Linked DNA regions of Homo sapiens: region 2 is linked to region 1. Evidence: chromatin loops called from intact Hi-C (ENCODE). Cell type or tissue: ascending aorta. All regions are shown on one strand. Links, peaks and the distances in the headings refer to the core of each region. The heading gives the core; the rest is flanking DNA.

Region 1 (4,999 bases), core at 560-4,559:
GGCCCTGTGCTGAGGCTGAGTGTGGGGAACATTATGCTTTGTTATCAATTCTAAAACAAGACTCCACTTCATATTTTGATATCACCAACATTTGGATGTCTCTTACAATTCGTGGCATGTCAGCGTTAAATCCTAGTTTAATTCACAGCATTTTTTTTTTTACTTTTTCCAGTGGTATTTAAAATAATAGTGCATTTTATCACCTGTGGCACCTTAGATTTCTGCAAGTCGGGCTATACCCTATCTTACATATGAGGCCTGGAGAGGTTAGGAAACCTGCCTAAGGCCACACAGCCACTATTTGGACTTGAAACAAGGTGTATCTGGCTCTCAGTCACTGGCTTTCAGTGGGACTAGAGCTGGAGGTCCCATCCTTGCAGGGAAGGGAATGTCCACTCTCCAGGCAAGCATGAGGAGGGACGGGGGGCTTGCAAATCTGGCCCAGCCTGCTGGGCTACTGAATGGGAAGTGCGGTGATGGGACACCGGCAGCACAGGGCTGGTCTCTGTTTCCTGCACACAAGATTCTGTTTTTGTCACTGCTTAGCTCTTAAGCATCTGTTAGTTTTCAGAATCTGCCTCTGAGTTAGAGTCACTTTAACTCAGAGTAACCACATTATCAAAGAAAAAAATAATGGGAATCTTTTGGATCAAGAGTGACTAATTCTTTCAGGGAGGCAGTGTGGAACTGGAAAGAGGCCAAAGATTGAAGTTTGGTACGTCCGGGTTTGAATCCTGATTCTTGCTGCTAAAAGCAAGCTGGCAAGTTGCCTAGACTCTCTGAGCCTCGGTGTTTTCATCTGTAAGATGGGAACAATGACGCCACCTACCTGGAAGTACTGCTGTGAAGATTTTGTGTGTGGAAAATGTCCGGGGCATGGTAGGTGCTTGTTAATCGAAGTTACTATTTTATTGTTGTTCTTATATCTTATCCTGAGGATGATGATGATGATGAAGAAGATGATGAGGATGAATGGACCCAGCAGGGCCTTCTCTCAGTTGTCACACATCTCTGACACTCTCCCCTCCTGGGGCTCGGCCACCCCTGTCCACTTTGCTCCCCAGTTGCTGGGTGGATGTCCTCCCTCTCAGCCTCCTGGCCGGAGGTGCAGCCCTGACTGCGATCCGGGCAAACCCTCTACCGGCCCAGCATGCCCAGGCTCTGGCTCCCTTTGAGAATGGTCCCTTCTGTGAAGAGGTGGCTGAGAGGGGCCGTGAGGGTACCTTTAACGCCCCCAGGGGCCGGCTCCCGCATGGCACTTCCTCCTTCGTTCATTTCAGGCCTCTCAACTCCCAGCTTTTGTGGGTTAAGGGGCAGCACCAGAGGAAACAGCAGTGACAGCCTTGCCCAATAGTGTCTAGGTGTTGTTCACACACTGGGATTTCCTACTGAGGGATGGAGGGCACTCAACTTCCCCCATGGGGTCCTTGGGAGGTTAAGTTGTAGCCCTTTGCCCAGGTGCTCCCAGCGCCCCGACATACCTAATGTGCCCCCAAGACACTCATGCAAGTTGGAGTCCATAACTTAGGCCCTCACTTGGGACCCAAGTATACAGACAGTTACCTCTGTATTCTGTCAACCTCACCACAAGCCAACAGAGACCCAGAGAGGTTAAATGTCAAGTCCAAGTTCACAGAGCCAAGATGCAGACAAAGCCTAGATTTGAATGGCCATGTGAGCTCTGGCCCCTTCCTATACCCAGTGACTCAGGTCAACTGGCAGGATAGCTGTTGTTTGCCATAGAATCTGGGCAAGGCTTAAGCAGCAGAAAAGGGGAAAGGGCCATTTGGGGAAAAGAGCTCAGGGAGAAAAAGCAGGGCTGGAAACCCACCTGCTCGGGGACTGTGGCTGCTTTTCTGAAGACAGAGCTGGGCCCTCAGCCCGCCTCCAGCCCAGTGCAGGAGGGGGCTGGGAGGGCCCCTCATGTTCCTACCCAGCCTTGCACAGGCCCCTTTGGGCTTGCTCCAGAGGAAGATCCTGAATGGTCTGGCTGGAAACTCCCACAAATCTGCTCAGGAAGGCTATCATCACAAGAACTTTCTAGAAAAGGAGGTCCCCATTGCTCCCTTTTAGTCAGAGCCTAGAGCTCCACTCCCATGGATGGTTATAAACCTGACCGAAGAAGACAGGGGAGCGTTTCAGGAATCTCATTCCAAAAATAGCCATCAAATTTCAAATTCCAGCCCACAGCAAGCAGTACAAAGATTCATATCCGCTCCAGTGATGTCTCTGGCTGCCATTCCCTCCTCCCTTTGTCTGGGATTCCTGCCCCAGCCCCCGCACTGGCCCCTGCCATCTCTATTTAGTGAGCTCCCAGACCTTCTCCAAGACCCTGTGCAAATGTCACCTCCTCAGAGATGCCCTCCTGACTCTCTTAGAGCACAGTGCCTCCTCTGGTGCTTCCGATGCCTCTTGGAAACCTGTACTAGGTCTCTCAGTGTACTTGCCCATCATCTCCCCTAGATAGTACAGTGCTTGTAATACAGTAGGTGCTCAATAAATGCAGGTGGAACAAATGCATGCATGCATAAATGGCCATTTTAGCTTCGTTTATGCTGGAAGTTGCAGGGAAGTCATTAGATCTTTGCATCAGCCTGTTGAAGTGCATTTCATCTGAAGATTGTATGACAGTGGTCATAATAAAAGAAACAGTAATTGCTGCCAAGGTCTCTGCTCGCTTGTGAAGCCTGGATGGAGAGGCTGGTCGGACTTGGTCCTGGTAGCCTTGTCTTTACTGTCCTCTTGTGGCCAAAAGTTGCTGCTGCATCTGGAAAAGCTGGCAATTTCAATGAGGCCACAGGGGGATATTTTTACCTGTTGGAGCACAATCTTTTTGGGATCCCTGAGTCATTTTGAGCCCAGTTCCCCATAGACTGTATGTAATGTGATCCTCCTTCTCGGGCCTTGAAAATATGTTAAAATAAATAATAAGCAGCAATTGATAGGGCCTGAGCAGCCGCAAAAAGAGCATTAGAGACTCCATCAACTCTGACTTAGGCCTGTGTTAGGTACTTGGGTGTGGAAGGGAAAAATATAACAAAGTGTGTGACAAATTTATGCACTCAGAGACTTTGCTGTCTATTTCTAACACCTTCATCAAAAGTGAACAATACCATACACTAATAAACAAAAATACCCATTCATCTAGTAGCCAAGGTTTGGAATCAAATGGCCCTGGATGTGTATCCTGGCCCCACCACTGATTGCCTAGGTGACCTCGAAGGAGTCACTTCGTTGCTCTGAATGTCGTTTCCTCATCTGCAAGATGGCCTTTTAGGTGTACCCCCTTCCTCCTTCGCAAAACTATAATGATTAACTGAGATGACATGTGTCAAGCCTTAGCATGGTGCCAGCACAGAGTAAGTTCTCATAAAAGCTAGCCATTATTGTTACAAGTAAGGTTTTTAATTGTCTGATGCAGAGAGAGAACCGGGTGAGATGTGATAAAAACCTGGGTAAATAGACTCTTCAACATGGTTTGTTTTTTTGTTTGTTTGTTTTTCGTTTTTTGTTTTGTTTTGTTTCGTTTTGTTTTGAGACAGCGTTTTGCTCTGTCACCCAGGCTGGAGTGCAGTGGTGCGATCTCGGCTCACTACAGCCTCCACCTCCTGGGTTCAAGCAATTCTCCTGTCTCAGCCTCTCAAGTAGCTGGGACTACAGGCATGTGCCATCATGCCCAGCTGATTTTTGTATTTTTAGTAGAGCCAGGGTTTTGCCATGTTGACCAGGCTGGTTTTGAACTCCTGGCCTCAAGCGATCCACCTGCCTCAGCCTCCCAAAGTGCTAGAATTACAGGCATAAACCACCGAGCCCAGCACCACCATGGCTTTTTTAAAGGCAGATATCTCAGGTATTTTTCTTCTCAGAGCCCATTGCAATCCTGTGTTTATTATTAATATGATAAATTGGTCATGGGCAAGGTGATCCATAGGGCTGCCATTGTCCCAGGCTGCATGGAGGAGGCAGGCTGCTATCAGTTGGCTCTAGCCAGAGTCTGTTTGCTTCGCTCTTTCCCGCCTTACGCATGGCAGACATCACTAATCGATTACAGATCTCTTTCACATAGATCATGAATATAATTTCAGAATTATTCTCATAATACAGCTCCAGGCAGTTATAACAGTTAAGCAGAATGGGAAAATGGCATACAATCTAATTTACCTTTCCAGCTCTTGGCACATGGGTAGATTAAAGATGTATAGAGGAAGGAGGAGAGCATTTTAGCTGGAGGCAGTAAAGGAAGTTGAATTATGAGTGAGAGATCTGATAGGAAAAGGAAGGAAATTAAAGACAGGCTGGGTTATGGAGCCCCTTGACTTCAGGCTGACTTAAAGCAGTAGGCAACAGGGAATCGCCAAAGGCTGCTGGGCAAGAAACCGTGGTAACGGTCCTATGGGGGCAAGATATCTCTGGCAGCCAGTGCCAGGTGGATTGCAAAGGGACTGAGTAGGAGGGCTGGAACTCAGGACAAGCTGCTGAGGGATGCTGGAAAGGAAAGCTTGGTGGACGCGCTGACTCCTGGCACATTAAGAATGAAGAAAGTGGTGCCATCCAAATGGTTTCTCCGACCTTGACCTCCACAGGCTGGGAGAATAACAGCACCTCCACCAGGAAGTGTGGTTGGGCACCGAGGAGAGAATGTGCTTTGTTTCAGGCATGTGGATTTGGAGAGCCTTTGGGACATCTATGCAATTTCCTGTGGGCAGCTGTAAATGGGAGACTGGAGCCAGAGCTAGAGCTACAGATATTAGAAAGAAAAGAGAGAAAAATAGTTCATGCTTTCTGGGCCCAGCCTCGCTTTTACTCAAAGCAGTTTGGGTAGGAAAAGAAAGAGCACATTCAGGAAAAAGACGAACTGGGCGAAGGTCATGGCTTAATTAAGAGGCATTCACTGCGATATGGTTATTCCAAAAGACACTGCATATCTGGGTCAAGTATCCTTTTCACAATAACACCTAAAATGAGTAGGAAAAATTTTTTTTGGTAACAGGGAACAGTA
Region 2 (4,798 bases), core at 517-4,516, 80 kb before region 1:
ATTTCTTTGCCCTGTATAATAAGCATCTTTTTCCCATTCTGAGTCACTCACGGATCCCTAGGGGTTGATCCAGTTACTTAAGAAGCTTCCAGTTGGGCAAGAGGACAAAGCCACCATTTTGGAAGAATATATATATTTTTTTCCAGTGGACACATAGGGCCATGGTTCTCCTAGGGTGCTAGACTTGGAGTCAGTTTTCTGCAAGGCTCCTACACTAACAAGCTATAAGATTTGGAGCAAGTCATATCCTCTCTTGGCCTCACTGTTTAAATCTAGAAAATATCAGTTTCAATGGTTAAATGTGGTAACATATGCAAAAGTGTTTTTATAAACTGAGAAGGATCAAGTGTGTTGTGCAATGGGAAGTGCATGGTCTATGAAGCCAGACATAGGTTTAAACCCCAGTTCTTGTAGTTACTGGCTGGCTATCCTTTAGTAGTTTGCATGTTCTCTCTAATCCTCAATTTACCTGCATGTTAAATGGGCTTAATTATGGTACAAACTTGGAAGGCTGTTTGAGGATTAGATGGATTAAACATCAAAGAATGTATCTTAGTGCCTGGACCTAAGAAACACTTAATACATTTTAACTGTTTCTCCATTATTAGGGCTATTTTTATTGAATTATCATCATTATGATTACAATTCCAAGGTCTGTTCACTTAGCCAAGTGACCTTGGAGAGGTTACTTTCCTTTCTCAGCCCTGGTCCCCTCAGCAGTCAAATATAGAATTAAATGGAAATATTGTAAAATAGATGGGGAGGCATATTTTATGCACTCAATGCATGTTAGTTCTCTTCCCCTAATTTTTGTTGTCTTTCTTTCCTCTTGTGGAGAGACAGATCCTTCGTTTCTTCTTGCAGCATTCTTTATAAATCTGAAGGAAGCATGCTTAGCCCCTTCATTTCAAGTCAGGATTGAAAGATCTACCCCAGTTGAGAAGAGCAAGCTTTCTGCGCCCTGGCACCAGGTCGACTTCCCTCAGGAGTTGCCTCTGCTGGGCAGTTTCCACAAGGCCCCTCTGAGTTTTTTGTTTTTGTCTTGTTGACTCTTAAACATCTCTTCCTCTCCCTCTCTGTATTCCAGAAAGTATTTGTGGGGAGCAGCTTAGTCGATTCAGGACTTCATTCTCAAAAGTTCCCATATAGGACTCCAACTTCCAAGGGGGTGAGACCCACAGCCCATGTACTGTGCAACTGGGAAATTATGTGTTTCTGTGATTTCTGCAGTCAGAAGCCCCCAAGCCACATTTATCCATTTACAGTTTGCTGATATTCTGAGATGCCTCAGGTTTTCACTGAGTTTATTAAATTGCTGGGTGGCTTGGAATTAGCACCTCCCCCAACTGCACTGACTCTCGTAAACCAATAGCTAAAAATCTGCCTTCCAGAAGGGTGACCAACTCATCCAGACTTGTCTGGGAGTTTCTGCCCTTGTGCACTGAAAGTCCATGTCCTGGAAGTCCCCTCAGTCCTGGGCAAGCTAGGACAGTTGGCCACCCTACCTTTTGGCGCAGTCAAATTATCTTCCCTTTCAGTGGATGATGCAACAAAAGAAAATGGAAATTGTGAGGTTTCTCTACCGAAAAGGAATGGGGACACCCAAAGAGACCCTGGGCTCCCTGTTCTGAGGACTGGGACTTAAATAGCCTCTCCTCCCTCAGAGAGCAGGAGGCAGCTCCTTCCTACAAGGGATTCTGTAGAAAGCACTAGACAATATGAATGGTGTGATGGGGTGAACAGTTTGACTTCTTATAGAGTATGAGAATCCCTTTTCTTCCACCCCTCACCTCTCCTTTGGGTCTCACATGAGACCCCGGGGGGCAGAGCAGTACCCATCATAAATCCAAAGAGAATGTTGGTGTCTCTTTATTTTATTTTATTTTATTTATTTATTTATTTATTTTTGAGATGGAGTCTCGCTCTGTCGCCCAGGCTGGAGTCCAGTGGCACGAGCTCGGCTCACTGCAACCTCCATCTCCCAGGTTCAAGAGATTCTCTTGCATCAGCCTCCCGAGTAGCTGGAATTACAGGCACCTGCCACCACACCCAGCTAATTTTTGTATTTTTTAGTAGAGACGGGATTTCACTGTGTTGGCCAGGCTGTTCTCGAACTCCTGACCTCAGGTGATCCAACCGCCTCGGCCTCCCAAAGTGGATTACAGGCGTGAGCCACCGTGTCCAGCTGTCTTTGGGTTTAAGAGTCATAAATACTACAGTTTCTTAGAGAAACAGCATATGCCATTCTACTAAATATGAAAAAAAGAAAAAGAAACTCTTGAGAATAAGTTAAATATAAGCAAGGCACCCACAACACTGATGCCAAGTTCCTGGTGTAACTGATGCTCCTGTGGACGTTAGCTTTTAAATGAATGAGCAAGCGGGCAAAGGACGTACAGTAGCTAATGGTTCCCGAGTACTCGGTGCATACCAGGCTCTGTGCTGACCACTCACAGGCCTCGTCTCATTTGCTCCCAGCAACCACCTAGGAGGCAGCTACTGTTATTAGAGGGATGTCACAGATTAAAACACGAGTTTCACAGATGTTGAAGTAACTGATCTAAGGTTGTGCAACAAGTGAGTGGCCAGACAAGACTTGGACCCTGGTCATCAGGAGACAGAGCCACGCTTTTGCCCACTGTGGGGCACTGTCTGCCTGTCTTGTCTTCCCTGGCACGGCATAATCAACCTCACCAACTGTCCCACAGATTTTTACCATGTTCTCCTGAAAATTACTTCAAAGGTGCTTTGCTCAGAATGACCCCAAGCAGACACTGCTATTAATGACAGCTGGGGCGCACACACATGCATGCATGTGCACACACATGTGCGCGTGCACACATACACACACGCCACTGCTAATGAACACAAAGAGACTCAAGTAGAATTGTTATTAAACCTGCAGCTTTGCTTTTAGCCTTGAGCTTGCCAGGCACTTGTCTCAGTGACTTCTGGCCAGAAGTTGGGCGAGGCAGTCTAAATTTGGAGTGATCATAGAAGGTGGTGATGAAGGTGCTGGAGCTTGGAAGGCAGGGCCATGAGGGAGGCAGAAGGCTCTGTGTGGGTTGTGGCTCCTGCCCATAACTCCTCAAGGCTTCGGGAAAGGTAGAACCATTGAGTGCAGGCCTTGGGAACAGTGAAGGGGCCAAAGACAGCTCGCATCCCCAGAAGCAGATGTGCAGGACTGGGTGAGGTGGAAGCTGGGAACCAGAAGCCAGGAGGTGGGCTCTGGACTCCAAGGCTAAGCTGGGAGGGAAAACTGTGGAACTGGGAGAAGAAGTCAAGTTCACCTAAATGCATCAGGGGAAGACTGCTCCAAGTAGTGTCTGGGTCATGCATATTCTTGCAGTCCCTGAGCTTCTAGCCACATATTTTCAAAGGCCCAGACTCTTCTAGCTCAGGGCTCTGAGCGGAAGGAGAGCTGAAGCTGGAACAGCTAAACCCTAAAGAGTCTAAATGTCACTGCTGGAAACTCAGGAGCTGAAAAGAATATGATTCTGCCTCAAAGGCCCTTTGAGTTCCTCCCCTTTCTCTCTCCACTACCTCAGTTTCCCTCCTTGCCCCTTCCCATCCCTCCTCCCTCTCCCCCAGCCAAAGAACATCAGCCAGTTTATTTGGGGCTTGCCAGCTCTCAGAACGGGTGTGACCCAGAGGTATGAAGCTGGAAGATACAACTTCCTCAATGTTCTCCTCTAACTGGAAGTGAGAACTGGGGGAAGACGCTCCCAGTGGTGTGTGGTTGAGTGTTGGAAGGTACTTCTTGGGGACACTCACTTGCAGCTCTAACTTGCTAGATTCCTCCATGAGCTGGAAGTGCCTTTATTTACCTTTAAGGCAGATTCTTCCTCAGTGGCACAGGGTAGACTGCCCTGTGATTTCATACTTGTGACTGGGGCCTGTTCTATGAAATTCTGGGAAAAGTTTTCATCAACTTTTCCACCAACAAGTCAGAGCAGGGTCTGGCTGACTGTTACCGCCTCTTTCTCCAAAAGGGAGGGAACGTGTCATTTTGAAAACATGATCTTCACAAGGTAACGCATTAGGCTGCAAATCTGGACTTTTTTCTCCCCCTCCCCATCTACCTTTTTTTCCCTTGCTAATTGGCAGAAAATTAATGAACAAGGTACTGATGGAGCAGATGCTTCTTGTGGAAAAAGGCAGAATTGGAGTTTTTCTTACCTTCCTTTTTTTTTTTTTTTTTGAACACATCAAGAAGGTAGTAACATGTGGCAGGTCAGAAATTAAGAGAAGGTAACAGTACAGACTGTAAAGAACACAAAGGAGTTGGGGATGTGTGTTTGTGTGTGTGTGTGTGTAAGTGTGTGTGTGTGTTTTCTCTTTTGTTTCAACTTCCTTGCATCTTTTTTTTTTTTTTTTTTTTTTTAGCTCATATTCGGCTGCAGCTCATAATTAGCAGCTAGGCCTCTGGGACCTAATTAACCAATTTAATTAACAAAAAAAGCACACAAGTCACCCTGACATTTGTCAGCCATTAGGAGGGATGTCAGACTGGCAGTTTCAGCTGACACATTAATGGTGATTAGCTCATTTGTGACTCACTTTTACTCCAGGATCCTCCTAGAGAGGCAGCCTCTGAGCCACACTGCCCAGAGCTGTGGGGTCAGGAGCTTGACCTTCAAAGGTCAATAGAAAGCCCCCTCCTAGCTCTCCTATTGGGTCAAGGGGCCCCATCCAAACCTTTGTGAAGATGTGTCTATACTGCTCCCAAGTTTCCGCTGAAGTCCCTTTGGAAAAGCCCAACACTCTTGGCTATTTCTCCAGGGAATGAGAATTCAGC

The links. Hi-C counts contacts between places; a loop is a spot of excess contacts. Peaks named below come from ENCODE experiments on the same cell type or tissue, not always from the same donor. Only the 100,000 strongest peaks of a DNase experiment are listed, where the experiment ranks them.
Region 2: a loop joins it to region 1, with 4 times the contacts of the local background. A loop is called at or near these places in 16 of 110 quality-filtered maps.

Annotation. Positions count from the first base shown.
Region 1 is chr10:113,518,643-113,523,641 of GRCh38, forward strand. No RefSeq gene overlaps it. Among named protein-coding and RNA genes, the nearest start is that of HABP2, 32 kb to the right of the region's middle. In ascending aorta, for the core only: a CTCF peak has its summit at 2,746 (motif pointing left); a DNase peak (open chromatin) is centred at 2,709; H3K27ac peaks cover 2,025 bases.
Region 2 is chr10:113,438,826-113,443,623 of GRCh38, forward strand. No RefSeq gene overlaps it. Among named protein-coding and RNA genes, the nearest start is that of HABP2, 110 kb to the right of the region's middle. In ascending aorta, for the core only: a CTCF peak has its summit at 2,638; no DNase peak of the experiment used is centred there.